Regions from separate parts of the Homo sapiens genome. Here all the other regions are linked to region 3. Evidence: chromatin contacts called from ENCODE Hi-C or POLR2A ChIA-PET data. All regions are on one chromosome and are shown on one strand. Each heading gives the region's core, a stretch centred on a gene start or an enhancer-like site at or near the end of the contact. The rest is flanking DNA. Distances are from core to core; before and after follow the strand shown. Region 1 holds the start of ZNF33A (zinc finger protein 33A). Region 2 holds the start of ITGB1 (integrin subunit beta 1). Region 3 holds the start of FZD8 (frizzled class receptor 8). Region 4 holds the start of ZNF37A (zinc finger protein 37A).

Region 1 (2,700 bases), core at 106-2,605, 2.4 Mb before region 3:
TTCCTAAGGATTTCAATCTCCCTCGGTGTTCACAAAAAAAAGTATAATGACAATATTGGCCAAACAAGTTAACAATATATTTAATGAAGGAACATTAACACTAAAACCATTGTAAAAAATAGGACTAAGCTATCTATTTTCCCAGTAATGTTACTTAACCTCTGGTGAGTGACTCCACAGAAAGCCATAAGCGGCAGTGCTTCAAAGAAAAAATCAGTTTTAATTTCTTCATCTAACTTTGTTGCTATTTCTCAAAGGGATATTTTAAACTTGCTTTGATGTGTGTGGAAAAGTAGACAGTACTGGCTTAGGGGTCAGGAGATGTGACTTAGTCTTCCCTACTAACTGTGATCCTGAACAAGTCAGTGACCTTAACAAACAAAAAAACAAAAAAAATCTTTTTCTTCTAACAAATGAGGCAAAATTAGGTAATTCTTTGTTTTTGTTTTTTTTTGAGACGGAGTTTCGCTCTTGTTGCCCAGTCTGGAGTGCAATAGTGCGATCTTGGCTACCTGTAACCTCCGCCTCCCGGGTTCAAGCAATTTTCCGCCTCAGTAGCTGGGATTACAGGCATGCGCCACCACGCCCGGCTACTTTTCGTATTTTTAGTAGAGACGGGGTTTCACCATGTTGGTCAGGCTGGTCTCGAATTTCTGACCTCAGGTGATCCACCCGCCTCGGCCTCCCAAAGTGCTGGGATTACAGGCGAGAGCCACCGCGCCAGGCCAAAATTAGGTAATTCTTGAAGATCTTTCCTGAGTGCAAGATCAAGTCAGGACAGAGGAACAGCAAATACCAAGATGCAGTGATGGACCTGACTGGAGGTCAGTTCGGAACCTAAAGAGGATGAATGCAATACGTGCAACCGAGTCTGCCGGTCTGGCGGGCGACTGCACCCGCCTTTCCCCGCCCACGTACCGCGGCGCCCTAGCACACGCGCACAGGCTAGACAAGAGAACTGCCCCTCCCGCAAGGCTCAGCGCGCGGACTGCGCAAGCGCACATGCCCTCCTCCGCGGCCCCCACAAATGGGGCGACACACGCTGCGTACCCTGCTCCGTACAGAGGCCGCGCCTTTGAGGAACCGGCCTAGCGTCGTGGCCCACACGCTGCAGCCCCGCCGTCCCCGCCTTCCCCTATGAGGTCCCCGGGCCTCCTCCCCACCACTTGGTACCGGCCCCCTGCCGCCCGCCCCAGGAGTCGCGCGGGGCTCCCTCTCTCTCCCTGCCCAACCCACTGGGGCTTACCCCACTCCCTCGTCGGGTTGCATTCGCCATAGAAAAGCGCGTAGACCCTTGAAATCCCGGGACCGCCTCCCACGCAAAACCTGAGAAAAACAAAAGGAAAGGCGGAAACGCAGACGTAGCCGGCGGACGAGGCATGCGCAGAGCCCACGCGCACAGCTTGATGCTGTTGGCGCCCTACCTGGAAACTACCTTTCCCGTGAGGCCGGGCGAGCAGCCCTTCGGATTGGTAGAGAAGTGCCCCGCTAGGCAGTGGGCAGATGCGGTCTGAGTTGGTGCTGGAACTGCCTGCAGCCCTGGCTTTCCCCGGGGCACTCCAAAGGGATATACTGCGGGGGAGGTCTGTGGGCAGTTTAGACGCAGACGCTCAAGGAAAGGACCGCTGCGTGTCATTTTCCGTTTAAATGTTAGGAAATAGATCTCGTCCATACAGTTTAAAAGACTTTCATGCTATCAGCGGTTCTTTGGGAGCGGGGGAAAAAAGGGGAAGGTGCGGCCGGAAAGCTACTTCATCAAAATGGTTAAAGCAATAAACGGAAATTGTAGCTCAGTAAGGAACTAGACATAATCTGAAAGAAGAAAATAAATGTCACGTATGATTTCCTCTGTGACATTAAAATTGCTTGACTAAATGGAAATACTTTTAGTCTATCTGTACCTTTCTTAGGAAGACAAAATTCCTAAAAGAATATCAACAAATTTTTGTTATGTATTTTTTCTCTTTGATCTTTAGTGTATTCTGTACTTCACAAAAGCATTCTCAACTTTATCTAGAATAAGTAAAAACCCAAATGAACAGCCAGTATACATTTTAAAAAGCAGGAAAAAAATGCCTAAGGAATATCTGTATCTATCTACATCTATCTATATAATATTGCTCTATTCAAAGTAGTTTGGCACCTGCTCCATGGAAATAAGACAGCTTAAGAGTATTCTTTAATGTGTAGTAGATACAGCATTTCAAAACAGTGAGGGAAAGAATGGAGTATTCCAAAGAGCATGTCATTCCGAGCAATTTGGAATGTAGAGATATACATAGATCACACATGATAAAATCTCACATGTATACAATACTTAAACATTTAAACCACTAAAAGAGTAAAAATTTTTGAAAATTGACAAGTGGACCAGGCACAGTGGCCCACACCTGTAACCCCAGCACTTTGGGAGGCGGAGGCAGGAGGACCACTTGATCCTTGGAGTTCAAGACCAGCCTGGGCACTATAGTGGGACCCCCATCTCTACAAAAAACTAAAAATAACAATTAGCCTGGCATGTAGGCAGGCACCTGTGATCCCAGCTACTCAGGAGGCTGAGGTTGGAGGATCACTTGAGCCCCGGGCTGCAGTAAGCCATCATGGCACCACTGCACTCCAGCATGGGTGACAAAGTGAGACCTTGTCTCAAAAAAAACAACAAGGGATGTGATGCCAAAGACAGAAACTATAAATTTAATA
Region 2 (2,700 bases), core at 23-2,522, 2.7 Mb after region 3:
AGTGCTCATTTCCTAGAGGTCTTCAGATTGGCTAATCAAGTTTTGATTTTGCTGGTAAGTAATGAGCAAATTTTCTTAGATGTGATCGCTTCATTTTCTCTTATATTGATTGGCAGCAGCCAAATGGGCATTCCAGTCCCTAATCTCCTGCAAGAGAAACACTTCTATTTCATAAATCTGGTAATTTTTGAGCTCTTTTCCCAACAGGGTGCTGCAGCTCACCAAGCGGAACCCACAGCATTTTCTGCTACCAGGATAGCAGCTTGCCAGTAGCATATACTAAATTACTGGGTTTCAGTATGATTTTGGCTGGTACAGACTTCAATCATCGAATCGACATGCGTTCAGCCATTCTCATAATGAATGTTTCCTTCTCTTTCAAACGTTGTTTCCAGCCCCAATCTCCAAATTTTTTTTTTTTAAGAGGTGAAACAGAAACTGTACTCCTTAGGAAGAAACTTTTCCTTCTCATCCCTGTTCCCCATAAAGGTACCTCCAGATAAATCTATCAAAAGCAGGACGCAACTCACCAGGTTTTCTAAAACGTTCCCCAGTCTCACCACCCTTCGTGACACCCATGGGTTTCCCAATTCTTCACCTTTCTCTTAGACACAGGCAAGCACATTATCACTCCAGAAAAGCAGTCCTGGCTTAGCCAGTTCCCTTCCAGAAGGACCACGTGGTTTTTGGCCCCATGGAGCCCTGCAGGGTAGGGGGGCTCACGGTCCCGATTTGCCTCGGGACTCAGGGGGCTTCCGAGATGCAGGATCTCCCGGGCTCGAAACGGGACATCAGTGGACAAACGGGAGCGAGGGTCGAACGCGCGGCTCCGAGGAAGAGGAACTTAAAGAACACGGGCCCAGCAGGCTACACCAGGAACGCGCGGGGCTCTAGGGCGCGTCCGACTCCTCCCGCCCTTCGCAGAGGAGGAAACTGAGGCACGGCGACTGTCTCAACGCAGTCCCGGCCCTGCCCCCCGCGGCCTCCCTCAGGCGCGCTCCCGCGCAGCCGGTTCCTTTGTCCCGGTCGCACTTCCTGCCCCATCCTCCGCCTCCTCCTAGCCCCGGGCCGGGCTGACGCGGCGGGAGAGGAATGCGTTTCCGGAGGGAGAGGGCGGCGGCGGCCTCGGGAGCGGGATCAGACGCGCAGAGGAGGCGGGGCCGCGGCTGGTTTCCTGCCGGGGGGCGGCTCTGGGCCGCCGAGTCCCCTCCTCCCGCCCCTGAGGAGGAGGAGCCGCCGCCACCCGCCGCGCCCGACACCCGGGAGGCCCCGCCAGCCCGCGGGAGAGGCCCAGCGGGAGTCGCGGAACAGCAGGCCCGAGCCCACCGCGCCGGGCCCCGGACGCCGCGCGGAAAAGGTAGGGGCCGGCGGGCCTCGGGTGTGGGAGCGCGGGCCGCGGCCTCCGGTCTCCTGTGCGCGGCAGCACTTAAAGCCGCCGGCCGGGCCGCGCCGGGACCTTTGTGCCGGGCGTGGGGGTGGGGGCGGGGGCGGGGGCGGGGGCGGCCGCCAGCGGTTGGGGGCTGGGGCAGGATTCCAGGCTAGTCCAGGAGGAAGTCCGCACGCCGCCACCCGCCTCGGGTCCCCGGCGCTGGCAGCCCCCGGGCGCAGAGCCAGCCCAGCCGCGTTCCGAACGTGAGGGTCGCCGGCCTGGGCGCTGTCACGTCGGGGCTGCCGGAGCTGCGGGGGACCGGGCCCGAACGGCCCCTGACACCTGCGGTCTCCCGCCGGGCTGGGCAAGCGCAGGTGGGAGCCAGCGAGGCCACCCGGGGCTCGGCGTTTGGGACTCGGCGCTCCCCTGGACGGGTCCGGTGCCTTTGTCTCTCGCTCCCTCGCGAGCTGCTGTCCTTGGAGCAGCGTCGAGCCAGCCGTCGGCGCCCGCGACGGGGACTGGTCTCCTCCGGCTGCCAGGAGGCGGCCCTGGGGCCAGCGCCGCGGGCGGGGGCGGCGGGAGCCGGGTAGAAGTTGGCTTAGTGGAGCCGCTGGGGACCGGGGGTGCGGTGGCGGCAGTGCAGTCCACTTCCCCGTGTTTATAAACGTCAAGAGTCGCCGGTCCCTGCCGGGCACCCCGGGACCAGGACGCATGGCCATGGCCAGCTTGTGCTCAGACCCGGTCCGCGAGCCTGAGAGCCCGGCCTGTGTCTAGTATCATTTTACCGCGTGTCATTTCTTAGGCTTCATAAATTGGATTTATGAGACTCCTACTCTCTAAGTAACTTTTATTTAATCAAATTCGTGCTTTTGAGTCCAAAACTTTGCACTCATTGGTATGATCATTAGTAAGTTGCATTCTCTAAGCTTCCGTTTCCTCATCTGTGAAATAGGAACAGTAATATCTACATTAATAATTCATTTTTATAATAATGACAGTGAGGGCCAAGTTTAGCTCTAGGCATTTTACATGTATTATTTAATTCTGGAACCGCTCTAATGAGATTGGTACTGTTTCGATTCCCATTTTCCGAGTGAAGAAACTGAGGCACAGGGAGCAAAAGTAAGTTGCCTGTGGTCATCAGGAGCTCCTGGAGAAGGCATGGGGTCTAGTTCCAGAGTCCGCGTTTAAACCACAAGTAACCTTCCTAACTATAGTTCTGAAAATCAAATGCAAAATGTAAAAAACTTAGCTTGAGAGTAGATGCTCAATGAGTATTGACTCCTTTTCAGCCCTTCTTTTATAGTAAAAAGATGTTAAAAATATCTCGG
Region 3 (2,700 bases), core at 53-2,552:
GCTTGTTCCCGAGATTACAGTAATTACTGCCCCAGCATGAGTTCCATACAAGCGCTAAATGAAACAGCACATCAATTAAAAAATAAACACTCCATTCTAGGAGAAAGACAGCCCCCTGGGACGCCCTAACAAGCGTAAATGAACCTGCCAGGCCGCCGGCCCGGGCCGCCCGCAGCCCCCCTCCCGGCCCGTCTTAAGGTGGCGGCGGAGCCGGCGGGGGCAGCGTTCGCTGGCGGTGGCCCAAGCGGCTGCTAAAAGCAGCCCGGGTCCGGCTCCGGCCTCGTGCAGAGAGCAGATACGTGTCGCGGAGTCCACGCCAGAGCGCAGCGCCGCCTCCCACCAGAGAAAAGGAGGCTCTGGCAAAAGCCTGTGAACTTGGGATGGATGAATAGACGTCCTGAAAGAACGAAGGGAAGACAGGGAATCCAGCCCCAGAGTTTCCAGCCTGTCCTATTTATAAGTTTCGAGGTTTGTTTTGAATTTTAGAAAGAAATTGAATGATTTTTCCTAAGAAAGCACGGCGGCTCGGGGCTTCCTATATTTTATCTCACCTAATTATCAAAGCCCCCTTGGAGATCTGTGCTATGATCACCCAACTCTCTAGGTGGGGAAACTGAGGCTCCCCCAGGTCACGCAGCGGAGGCGGGAGGAGAGTCTCTGGCGGGCATTTGTCCCCCGCGCCCCTCGCGCGCCCAAGGCTGGGCTCCGGGGCATCTCACCCGGGCCGTCCCGGGTCCAGCCCCAGTTTAGAATGACTCCACACCCCCCACATCTCCAAGTCTCAGAAACCATCGTTCTGAGAACCCCAAGGAGGACACCCTTTCCCGGGTCTTCTGCAGCGCCGAGCCCCGGCAGGCCTCCCCGGCGCTCGCCTGCTGCGAGACCTTCCTGCCGCCCCGAGGAGCACGAGACCCCAGCCGCCTGCAGATCACCCACATTTGCGGAGGGTGGCAGCAGGGGCTTGGCTGGTTTGAAACGCGCCGGGGAGGCGCGCGCTGCACCAAACCCCGTCCCTGTCCCCAAGGGCAGACTCGGGGTAAGGGGACCAAGACCTCCGACGCACTCAGCGCCATGGGGACAGCCATGGCCAACACTCTGTCTCTGCGGTCAATCCCAAGGTTACCAAAACTCTCCATCCGCAGAGAGCGCGCACAGCAGTGCGGACACTCGGGGACTGCCTTAAGGAAGGCTGAGCCCTGGGAGCGCGTGGACTCCGCCCTACCGCCCGGCGATTGGCTCGCGGGGCTGGGGGCGGAGACCGAGTCCGCGCTGTATAAATATTCATGAGCCGGCAGCGCGGCGCGAGCGGGGCTGGAGCCGGGAAGTTGGGCTAAGGGCGCTGCTCCCGCCGAGGAGGAGGCGGCGGCTGGGCGCGGGCCGCGCCACTCAGGTGTCCGCTCCGCCTTCCGGTCTGGATTTGCTCCTGGGTGTCCAGCAGGAAGGAGACTGTGTGCACCTCGCCCGACTGCGGCCGGAGCGCGGCGCTGACTTTTCCAGGCGGCGGGGGTCCGTCTGTCCCGGCGGCGGACGGACGAAGGACGGACGCCGGAGAAAGAGGGCGGCGGCCTGGGCCGAGGCGGGTCCCCAACTCCGGCGGCGGCGGCGGCGGCTTGGCCTTGGGGGCGGGCATGAGCCCCCGGGGGCCGAGTGGTGGCCGCCAGGGCTGACCCGGCGCGGCAAGCGGCCCGGCCCAGCCATCTTGACTGCGCACCGCGGCCCCAGAGGAAACTTGCGGCGCCTCCGCCCTCTCTGTCCGGCGGAGTCACCGCCGCCCGGCGCGGCGGGGAGAAGTGGTCGGGCGCGCGGAGAGGAGGCGAGCGAGCGCGGGACGATGAGCCGAGGCCCGGCCGCTCTGCGCCGCGAGGGCTGAGCGCGACCCGGGGCCAGCAGAGCGGACCTACGGACTGTGGCGCGCGCCTGCAGCCGCCTTCAAACCCCCGGAGCGGCGGAAAGGAGTGCGGAAGGGCCCTGCCCAGGCTGCGGGCCGCGCCGCTGCGGACGCGCCCCTAGAAGGGGTTAGATTATCGGCAGACCCCCCTCCCGGGCGAAGCATAAGGGAGACCCCAGATCACCCGCTGTACCCGTCTGCGGCTCTCTCGTGGGCCCCCCCCCCGGCACCCCTCTGCGCGCCGCCTGGAGGGCGAGGGCACCGGGCCGAGGCGCACAGCATGGAGTGGGGTTACCTGTTGGAAGTGACCTCGCTGCTGGCCGCCTTGGCGCTGCTGCAGCGCTCTAGCGGCGCTGCGGCCGCCTCGGCCAAGGAGCTGGCATGCCAAGAGATCACCGTGCCGCTGTGTAAGGGCATCGGCTACAACTACACCTACATGCCCAATCAGTTCAACCACGACACGCAAGACGAGGCGGGCCTGGAGGTGCACCAGTTCTGGCCGCTGGTGGAGATCCAGTGCTCGCCCGATCTCAAGTTCTTCCTGTGCAGCATGTACACGCCCATCTGCCTAGAGGACTACAAGAAGCCGCTGCCGCCCTGCCGCTCGGTGTGCGAGCGCGCCAAGGCCGGCTGCGCGCCGCTCATGCGCCAGTACGGCTTCGCCTGGCCCGACCGCATGCGCTGCGACCGGCTGCCCGAGCAAGGCAACCCTGACACGCTGTGCATGGACTACAACCGCACCGACCTAACCACCGCCGCGCCCAGCCCGCCGCGCCGCCTGCCGCCGCCGCCGCCCGGCGAGCAGCCGCCTT
Region 4 (2,859 bases), core at 54-2,553, 2.5 Mb before region 3:
ACTTACAGACCTTTCTCGCGGCTGTACCTCTGATTCTGTAAGATCAAGATGGGGGCATCCGTACATCTCTAGTTGTGCTGCAGTGCGCCAGCAGCTCAGCATCTAGAACGAGCGAGTAACGAATCCAGGCATGGAGGGTGCTGTCCTCCACTTGGCTGCTAAGCTCTTCCCTCCGCATGATGCCTTCACAACTCCCCAAGAAGCGGTGCTGTCTGCTCCTTCGGCCTTGCCCTCTTCTGCCCCCACATCTGAATGGGCACAAAGCTCCCAGCCTGTGGGGGTCTGGAAAGGACACAAATCGAGCCTCTGCTCCTCCCACCCGTGCTCTAGATCTCTAGTGAGGTGTCAGCCCAACGGGTTGGGTGTCCTCCTAGGAGGGCCCCTGGGCCCTCGCCCCCCACCCTTCCCTTCTTACCCCACAACAGCTGCTTTGCTCCAAGACAGCTGGGCCTAAGCCCTTTGGTTCGAATCCTCATTCAAGACAGAAAGCTCCTACATCTTCCTGTCACTTGAGCCATGAGCTGGACCCTCTGAAAATGCCCACTGGTGCTAATGGGGACACAGGCGAGGCTGGACAGTGCCGGAGGGCCTGGGGTGCCTCCCTCCGCGTGCGCGGCCTCACAGGTCAGTGGAAACAAGAAATTCCCCAATCCACAGCCACGATGACTTCAAAATACTTCCCGAAGACATCAGGCAATGAAGCTGCGACCTGCGAGGACACAGCAAGCCGAGTGACGCTGGCCAGAGGCTGGGTGTGGAGTCCGCGCCTGCAGGGTCCCTCCCCGCCCCGCGGGCGCTTCCCCCCACCCCATTCGCCTCGGCATCGCAGTGACACCGCGGCGACGCCGACCACAGGTGGTTGTGAGGACAGCGAGATTCTGAGGGGAAAGAATGAGAGAAGCGCGCATCTATTGGGCAGAAGGCCCGTTTCTGCGCCGTCCTGCGGAGGCCTCCGGGCATCCTTCACCTCAGGGAAGAGAAAATCCAACCTCACTTGTCACAGGCGCGGGACTTGCGCATTCCCTTTGGGAGCACAAGAACCGAGGCAGGATTCGGACCCAGGCCAGGCGGCAAAGGCGTTCCCTCTCTCCCACCCCCAGGCCGCGCGGAACCCCCAGTCCACCCTCGCCCCTGCCCTCCCTTACTCACCCTCCGCGTCCTCTACCCGGACGCCAGGAGATGCCGGGAGCCCTCCCCGTCAGAGTGCCGGGGAGAAAAACAAACCTGGAGCCATATGGCAGACATGCCCAGAAGGCCCGAAGCGGCTCCCGCGACGGGGGCCGAAAAGTGCACACTACATCTCCCACAAGTCCTCGCGCCGCTCCCTTAGAAAGTGCACGCTTCATTTCCCACAAGCCCTCGCGCCGCTCCCTTAGAAAGTGCAGACTACATTTCCCACAAGCCCTCGCGCCACTCCTTTTGAAAGGGCATGAGGTTTCAGCCGCATTGGGCAGTTAGTTCCCAGATGCGGCAAGTGCAGTACTGCAGTTTTATTCGTTAGCTGAAATAAATTATGAGTATTTAAATTACACAGCTTTCTCATGAATTACATCCCCCTGATGATTTGGCCGTCCTCAACACTTCCTCATTTGGCAGAATTCACGAGTGGAATTTCTCCAGACGAGGTCGGTTCCTGTGGCCCCGCGACGCTGCCGCAGCACCACCTACACTTGCGCCAGTGTGGAGAGCTTCACTTGCTCCTTTCTGGTCCATTGGACGCTAACCGTGAGAAAACACGCTGGACATGAGCATTACCAGCCTGTAAGCTGTCGTAAAGATAACTCGGAATTGCTCTTCAAATTTTATTTGTTAAACCACGTAATACCATCTTGCATGGCAAACATGCATTTTCCATTCTTCAGGAGTATGCAGGATCTCTTGATCACGATAACTTTTTAAAGTTCACAGGCAGAGGTAATACAGGAGTGGAAAACCAAAAACCGTAGGTTCTCACTTATAAGTGGGAGCTAAGCTATGAGTACGCAGAGGCATACAGAGTGATATAATGGACTTTAGAGACTCAGAAGGGGCTGGTAGGAAGGAGGCCGGAGGTTAAAAAAACTACACATGGCCAGGCGCGGTGGCTCACGCCTGTAGTCTCAGCACTTTGGGAGGCGGAGGCGGGTGGATCACGAAGTCAGGAGTTCAAGACCAGCCTAGGTAACACGGTGAAACCCCGTCTCCACTAAAACTACAAAATTAGCTGGGCGTGGTGGCACACACCTGCAGTCCCAGCTATTTGGGAGGCTGAGGCAGGGGAATCCCTTGAACTCGAGAGGTGGAGGTTGTAGTGAGCTGAAATCGCGCCATTGCACTTCAGCTTGGGCAACAAGAGCAAAACTCCATCTCAAAAATGAAAAAAAAAAAACTATACATTAGGTACAGTGTACACTACTCAGGTGACAGGTGCACTAAAATCTCAGAATCCACCACTTTATAATTCATCCATAACCAAAAACCACTTGTACTCCAAAAGCTATTGAAGTTTAAGTTAAAATAAAAATAAAAAATAAATGTCCACTGACCAAAAAAGAAGCATTTTTCTCCATTTCTATTCCCTTCTTTACCACCACTGATGATAATCCCACTTGTTCCCATGCTGGAAAAGCATTTAGTACCATCCATGTAAAAGAATCAAATTATTCAAGGGTTGAGATGCATTTCAGAAGACAGTCATGGTAAGTACAACAATGATTATCACTTCGAGACACAATTTATTTTCCTGCTCATAATGTTTTTTTTTTTTTTTTTTTTTTTTGAGATGGAGTCTGGCTCTGTAACCCAGGCTGGAGTGCAGTGACATGATCTCGGCTCACCGCAACCTCCGCCTCCTGGGTTCAAGCGACTCTCCTGCCTCAG

The links. A loop is a pair of places that touch in the nucleus more often than their neighbours do. ChIA-PET counts read pairs that join two places held with the same protein, here RNA polymerase II (POLR2A). Pooled maps may share reads with other maps.
Region 1: a map of naive thymus-derived CD4-positive, alpha-beta T cell shows a loop between it and region 3 (8-fold over the local background). The contact joins the promoter of ZNF33A here to the promoter of FZD8 in region 3. A Hi-C loop is called at or near these places in 1 of 168 maps with a recorded cell type or tissue (naive thymus-derived CD4-positive, alpha-beta T cell), 2 of 37 single-sample maps with no recorded cell type and 13 of 50 pooled maps. POLR2A ChIA-PET finds 5 or more read pairs at or near these places in 1 of 52 experiments (WTC11).
Region 2: a loop to region 3 is called in a map with no recorded cell type, with 8 times the contacts of the local background. The contact joins the promoter of ITGB1 here to the promoter of FZD8 in region 3. A Hi-C loop is called at or near these places in 2 of 37 single-sample maps with no recorded cell type and 5 of 50 pooled maps.
Region 4: a map of naive thymus-derived CD4-positive, alpha-beta T cell shows a loop between it and region 3 (33-fold over the local background). The contact joins the promoter of ZNF37A here to the promoter of FZD8 in region 3. A Hi-C loop is called at or near these places in 2 of 168 maps with a recorded cell type or tissue (CD4-positive, alpha-beta memory T cell and naive thymus-derived CD4-positive, alpha-beta T cell) and 13 of 50 pooled maps.

What each region holds. Positions count from the first base shown.
Region 1 is chr10:38,009,330-38,012,029 of GRCh38, reverse strand. It overlaps ZNF33A (zinc finger protein 33A), which reads right to left and starts at 1,355. Exons shown (of 5, transcript NM_006954.2): 1 at 1,247-1,355. RefSeq lists an enhancer at 653-832.
Region 2 is chr10:32,956,802-32,959,501 of GRCh38, reverse strand. ITGB1 (integrin subunit beta 1) reads left to right here and starts at 1,272. Exons shown (of 16, transcript NM_002211.4): 1 at 1,272-1,357. RefSeq lists an enhancer at 700-749 and silencers at 920-1,499, 1,570-2,019, 2,413-2,574.
Region 3 is chr10:35,640,898-35,643,597 of GRCh38, reverse strand. It overlaps FZD8 (frizzled class receptor 8), which reads left to right and starts at 1,302. Exons shown (of 1, transcript NM_031866.3): 1 at 1,302-2,700. The coding sequence starts at 2,169. It overlaps LOC124902528 (zinc finger protein 469-like), which reads left to right and starts at 752. Exons shown (of 2, transcript XM_047426128.1): 1 at 752-968; 2 at 1,185-1,870. The coding sequence starts at 752. The coding sequence ends at 1,870. MIR4683 (microRNA 4683) reads left to right here and starts at 2,346; the gene lies at 2,346-2,426. It overlaps LOC105376494 (a long non-coding RNA gene), which reads right to left and starts at 283. Exons shown (of 2, transcript XR_930820.3): 1 at 1-283.
Region 4 is chr10:38,092,781-38,095,639 of GRCh38, reverse strand. ZNF37A (zinc finger protein 37A) reads right to left here and starts at 1,303. Exons shown (of 8, transcript NM_001324250.3): 1 at 1,150-1,303; 2 at 416-709; 3 at 11-102. RefSeq lists an enhancer at 1,160-1,349.